2 separate regions of the Homo sapiens genome follow, and region 2 is linked to region 1. A link is a contact called in ENCODE Hi-C or POLR2A ChIA-PET data. All regions are on one chromosome and are shown on one strand. Each heading gives the region's core, a stretch centred on a gene start or an enhancer-like site at or near the end of the contact. The rest is flanking DNA. Distances are from core to core; before and after follow the strand shown. Region 1 overlaps ARHGAP12 (Rho GTPase activating protein 12). Region 2 holds the start of EPC1 (enhancer of polycomb 1).

Evidence for each region. Hi-C counts contacts between places; a loop is a spot of excess contacts on that map. ChIA-PET counts read pairs that join two places held with the same protein, here RNA polymerase II (POLR2A). Pooled maps may share reads with other maps.
Region 2: a map of MCF 10A shows a loop between it and region 1 (4-fold over the local background). The contact joins the promoter of EPC1 here to the enhancer-like site in region 1. A Hi-C loop is called at or near these places in 3 of 168 maps with a recorded cell type or tissue (CD8-positive, alpha-beta T cell, MCF 10A and mammary epithelial cell), 12 of 37 single-sample maps with no recorded cell type and 16 of 50 pooled maps. POLR2A ChIA-PET finds 5 or more read pairs at or near these places in 2 of 52 experiments (A549 and B cell).

Annotation. Positions count from the first base shown.
Region 1 is chr10:31,864,858-31,867,807 of GRCh38, reverse strand. All of the region lies in intron 3 of ARHGAP12 (Rho GTPase activating protein 12), which reads left to right. Among named protein-coding and RNA genes, the nearest start is that of ARHGAP12, 62 kb to the left of the region's middle. Within about 2 kb of position 1,352, at least 4 of the 41 ENCODE cell types and tissues checked have a DNase peak (open chromatin) inside an H3K27ac peak, as active enhancers do.
Region 2 is chr10:32,345,819-32,348,853 of GRCh38, reverse strand. EPC1 (enhancer of polycomb 1) reads left to right here and starts at 1,696. Exons shown (of 14, transcript NM_001272004.3): 1 at 1,696-2,091. The coding sequence starts at 1,939. EPC1-AS1 (EPC1 antisense RNA 1) reads right to left here and starts at 1,490. Exons shown (of 2, transcript NR_104163.1): 1 at 1,379-1,490. RefSeq lists silencers at 1,106-1,235, 1,246-1,715, 2,386-2,665 and enhancers at 1,986-2,045, 2,066-2,165.

The DNA of each region.
Region 1 (2,950 bases), core at 103-2,602:
TGTTTAGGTTGTTTCTGATTTATTTCTTATAAATAACACTGGAATGAACATCTTTGTTAGGGATTTTTGTGTCTTTAGGAATTTTCTTCCGTTTGTTCAAGGGTCTAAAAATATTTTTTTAAAACTCTTGAAACATACTGCCAAACTTTTCCAAAAAGGTTCTGCTGATTAAAGTTACCAGCAGTAAACTAGAGTTGTTACATCCCACCTTCACCAGCATTGAGTGTATTTGTTAAAAAAACATATTTTTGGTTCGCTAGAAAAGACAGTGCATTATTACTTAACCATCCCTTGTTGTAATTAAATATATATTTTGTGCATATGTAAAAATTAGTTTGGTATTTTATGCTAAGTATTTTTTATGCCAAGAACCTATATTTTCAAGCTTGAGGAAAATTGTTGGTAATCAATCAGTGTTAATTCCCTTGAATTTTTCAGTGGTTTAGGCAATAATAAACATGTGCACTTTCTTTTTGCCAGAGATCAGAGTATTTCACAAATACGGAGTCCTCGTCTATTCTTTTCTCATACACTTTGAAAATTGAGGATTTAAGCTGATTTTAAGTATGGAACTAATTCATTAAGAAAACAAGGTTCTTCAGGAGGTGGAGGCTGCAGTGAGCTGAAATCACACCATTGCACTCCAACCTGGGTGACAGGGCAAGACTCCGTCTCAAAAAAAAAAAAAACAAAAAAAAGAAAACAAGGTTCTTATTTCTACTAGAAACTAACTTTTTACCTTTCATTGTCAATAAACCTAATTATCTGTGCTTCTACTTAGAATTACTGTTAAGTCTCTAGATTTCAAACATAATTCCACCTGTTTCTTGGTTTATCGGTTTTGAAGAATGCCATCCAACTTTAGATTCCCTGATTTTTAAAAATTAGGGACTGGGCACGGTGGCTCACGCCTGTTAATCCCAGCATTTTGGGAGGCCGAGGCGGGTGGATCACCTGAGGTCAGGAGTTTGAGACCAGCCTGACCCAACATGGAGAAATCCTGTCTCTACTAAAAAAATATAAAATTAGCCGGGCATGGTGGCTCACGCCTATAATCCCAGCTACTCAGGAGGCTGAGGCAGGAGAATCGCTTGAAACAGGGAGGCAGAGGTTGTGGTGATCCGAGATTGTGCCATTACACTCCAGCCTGGGCAACAAGAGCGAAACTCTTGAGACCAAAAAAAAAAGGGAGCATTTCCTTCAACTTTTTCTCTTCTCATTGTATGGTGTTTATAATTATTTCCATTTCTTGTATTATTCCCAGTGTTTGTCCTGTTCACTCACCGAGATTGCTAGACTCTGGATTTCCCCTTGCTGGGCTGATTCCTGCAAACCACTTCCGGCACAAAGCTTGGGAGTGGTAGGATTCACCTTGTTTGTTTCTCTCAAAGATTACAGTCTGCAGCTGATTGTTGTACAATGCCTCACAATACTTGTTTTCTGTATTTTACTCGCTTTTCTAGTTTATGGCAGGAAAGTAGTTTCAGATCCTCATGGCTGGTAGCTGAAGTCTTTAAAAACTTCTTAATTGCTGAATTGAGTGATTCTTTCAGAGTCCCTGTATTGAAGTCTTTGAATTTGATACTGTCTAGTTTCCCTTCTTTTGAAATTTTCCTTCTTGACTTTCAAATGCTATTCTTTCCTGGTAGACCTTCTACTTCTAACTTTCCTTTCTGCCTCCATCACTTAGTCTGGTTCTTTAGTTATGTTAATTGCAATAATAATTATTATGCTAACAATAGAAATCACTATGCAAGATCATATGCTGACTTTAAACTTATGTTCTCATTTTAATTCATAAAGCAACAGCTTAGTATTTTCCAGGGTTCTCATTTCATCTTGCACTTACTCTGTATGCTTTCATATGTTATTGACCCCACGTGTATATTAATGACTTCTATATTTTTAGCCCTGATTTTTTTTTTTTTTTGAGACGGAGTCTTGCTCAGTCGCCCAGGCTGGAGTGCAGCGTCGCGGTCTTGGCTCACTGCAAGCTCTGCCTCCTGGGTTCACGCCATTCTCCTGCCTCAGCCTCCCGAGTAGCTGGGACTACAGGCGCCCGCCACCACGCCGGGCTAATTTTTTTTTGTATTTTTAGTAGAGATGGGGTTTCGGCATGTTAGCCAGGATGATCTCGATTTCCTGACCTCGTGATCCACCGGCTTCAGCCTCCCAAAGTGCTGGGATTACAGGCGTGAGTCGCCGCGCCTGGCCAGCCCTGATTTTTGTAAATTGGGAACTGAGTTCCCAATTTATATAACCAACAATCTATTACCATTTCCACTTGGGTTTTGAAAAGACTTATCAACCTAATGCAATCTAAATGTAACTCCTGTTTGCCCTTCTCTTTCCATTCTTTTCTTCATCTTGACATTAACTGTAGTAAAACTACACACACGGTAAAACAAACTGTACTTCACATAAGCAAACATACAACCTGTATGTTAATTTAACCTTCTGATTGTTTCTTGAATCTGTCCCTGCTTCTGCATTCCTACTGTCTTGTCCTATTGCAGCTCTCTTCATCTTCTGTCTGTACTACTGTACCAACCTCCTAGTTGCGTCTCTCTAAAATCTGTAATATTTTAAAAATTTAAATCAGAATGCACTTCCTGGCTTAATCTTCAGTAGTTTCCTAAATGCTTCTGGATGTTTGCTTTGCAACATGACCTTCAAACTCTCTGTGCTGTTACTTGCTTTTCCTTAGGCCTTTCACTTGCTGCTCCTTTTACATACTCAGTATGTCAGCATCATTCCCTGAAAGTACCATGCTGTTTTTCCTAGCTTTTGTTCTTCCTCCCTGCTGTTTCCCCAACTTTTACCGGGCTAACTCCTGTTTATTTATTTCTAAGGCTTAGTCACTTGTTTCCGGGTCTCTTCCTTTTTGCTCCCACAGTGTCCCATGTGTAGCTCTAGCATTGTGTCTATTATTATCATGTTTCACTTTCCT
Region 2 (3,035 bases), core at 447-2,946, 480 kb before region 1:
GCCACTCTTGCCCCTTCCCACAGTGGCCTGGGCTTCCACCATAACACTTAGCTCGCCGTGTGGCAGTTGCCATTCGCGGGTCCTTCTCCCCACTGTGTAAGCTCCTCCAGGAGCCCTGTGGGTGCCAAGCTGACTTGGAAGGCTATGAGGGCTCAATACACACCCTCAATACTCATTGAATGAATAAAGGCACGGTCTCTGTGTAGGAAATGCAGGTGAACGTCCTTATGCCTCACTTAAGTGAGCTGCCAATATCGGAGTTTAAGTATAATTTTGGAGAACTGCAATCCGTCCTGTTTTCTCCCTACCCCGCGGGAGCTGGCTAAACCAGCCTGGAGGCTAGCAGTTTGCCTGTGTGCCCTAAGCTAGTGACAGCTCATATCAAGCCCAGTATTTAAGGAGCGTGATTACTTTTACTACGTAGTTCCCAGGGAGAAAAGCAACTCAAAACATTTTTGTATCTTTTTGTATCTTGTTGCACAAGATACAAAATTGTGCACTAAGATACAAATTGAAACTCGAATTGAAATTTGGCTGCCAATTTATTAAACCCACCCCAACAATCTTCCCTATTAACAACAACAACAACGAAGAGATCTCAGGATACCCATTTTCATGTGTAATATAAACCGATGCCACCCATCTATCATATCCATCTAAATCTAATAATTCAGCTTTTTGTTTGGCGGGAGTACGACAGGTCTTTATATGATTCAATGTTACAAAGTTTTTCAGAGGACAAATGATGAAAGTGTGAACCCACGGCTATGATGAAGCCGCAGTCTCTTTGAGTACAGAATCATGAGCTAGATATAAAGAACTGGCTTTAAATTCTGAAGTAGATCTTGCTTTTAAATGTTATAGTGGTGGGTAATAATTTCCTTTGCTTCAGTTACTATTTAAAAAGTAAATATGTGTAGATGAAAATGCAGGATTTAAAAAAATCTACTTTGTAGAATAGGATACCTATCATTTATATTAAGCCCAATGCGTGGGAAACGGATCAATGACTTGATGCGGTGCCTATAAAACATTATAATCCAAAGTTGCATTAGGACATAAAAATAACTGCTGATAAAAGTTTACTCAAAGTAGCATCTGCCCCTAATTCAGTTTGTATTTTTATCGTAAAGACCTAAGGCGCCGCGGGAACTAGGCTGTGCGTTCGCCCCCCGCGGCAGACGGCGGCGCGCGGCGCCTCTGGAGCGCCCCTCCGAAGCCCCGTGGGGGCGGCCGTGGCCCCGGGGCAGCCGCTGGCGAGCACCCCAGAGGTCCGAGCCCTCCGAGCCCCAGGTGCCCGGGGCCCGAGCCCCGCCTGCCACTCTCCCCAGCTGCCTTTCCAAACGGCGGCGTGCTGGTGGAGAGAGTTTTCCCGCACCTTGTTCGCCCGTCAGAAAGCGGCGCCGGGAGGGAGCGAGCGTGAGAAAGTGAGCGTGTGCGCTGCAGGAGAGCACGACCCAAGAGCCGGCGCCCGGTGTCCGAGCGCCCAGTCCGCCCTGTCCGCCCCCGGACCCGCGAAGGGCGGGGGCCCGGAGCAGCGAGGCGCGGGAAGCGAGGCCGGCGGGTGCCGGGGGTTGGCGGGACGCGCGCTTCGTGCCGGCGCCGGCCTCGAGCCCGCGCTCCCTCCCCCCGCCCGCGTGCCCGCGCCGCTGCGCGATGCAGTGTGGGGAATGGCTGGGGTTGGCTGAAGAGCGCACAGTGGAGTTTTAATGTCCGCCATGTTGGCCATGGCGTATTGAAGAGAGCGAGCGAGAGAGGAGCGGAGCGGCACAGCCTCCCACCCTCCCGGCTGGTGTTAGTGCCCGGACGGCGGGCTCTGCGCTCCGCCCCTCAAGTCCCCGGCAGCGGTTGGCGAGTGGGGACCGAACCCCCGGTTCTCCATGATCCCGCTGGCCGGGGCCGTTTCCCCAGAGCGGAGAGGTATCTGCTGCGCCTGAGATGAGTAAACTGTCGTTTCGGGCGCGGGCGCTAGACGCCTCGAAGCCGCTGCCGGTTTTCCGCTGTGAGGATCTGCCCGACCTGCACGAATACGCCTCGATAAACAGGGCCGTGCCGCAGATGCCCACCGGAATGGAGAAGGAAGAGGAGTCGGTACGTGTTAACTCCCCTGTCCGACCCACCGTCAGGCCCGCTCCCTCTGCTGCCTGCGGCGGCGGCGGAGCAGCAAACCCACACAAAATGGCCGCCATCTTCTCTTCGCCGCCGACTCTCAGTCGCCGGCCGGGCCTATACCCCGCCTCCCCCAGCCTCGACCCCCGGCCGCCGCGGCCCAGCGGGGCCCCTTCTAAGGCCACCCGCTGACCCTGGCCACTTGTACCCGGGTCCCGCGGAGTTCGGGGGCCCGAAAGGCACAAAGGGGTCACGTGACGAAGCTGCCGGCAGCCATTTTGTGTCTTAGTTCTTGGGTTGGGCCTTGTGCATCCGGAGAGGGGAACGGGCTGGGTGGCTGTGGGGGTGCGGCGAGTCGGGAGCCGTGGAGGACCCGCCTACAGGCCTCTCCGTGGGCCGCTGGGTGGCGCTCCAGGGCCACTGCGGCCTGCGCGCCGCTGCCCGGGCCGGGAGCGCAGGTTCTGTGCACAGTCGGGGAATTTGATTGCCCCATGGTCTGGGAAGCTTGTTGGGCTCAGTGCAGCCCCCACGTGGAGCCTCAGACGGGCATGTCATGTCGCCTGCTGCTCTATGAGGCTTTTCTCCCCCTCTGCAAGGAAATGTCGAGGGTGCAGCGTGTTTGCCCGGACGACTTACTTTTCTAGAAGATAAGACTTACTTTCAGTGTCCTCTTTCTGGGACGTTTGTATCCATCCCTCTCCAGAGCTAGTTGGTCGGAGGATAATAAACCACTATCCCTGACTTTTTCTGTGATCCTTGCGAATATCTTGCAGATTTGTTTGGAGTACCTCTCTCTTCTGAAGCCTGTAACCTTACCTATTTGTAAAATAAATTTAAGTTCTCCTGCTCTCTGGTATCTCAACATAGGGGGAGAAAAGACCCAATTTAAGTAACTTTTATAGATCTAAATTTCGAAGGAGGATCCT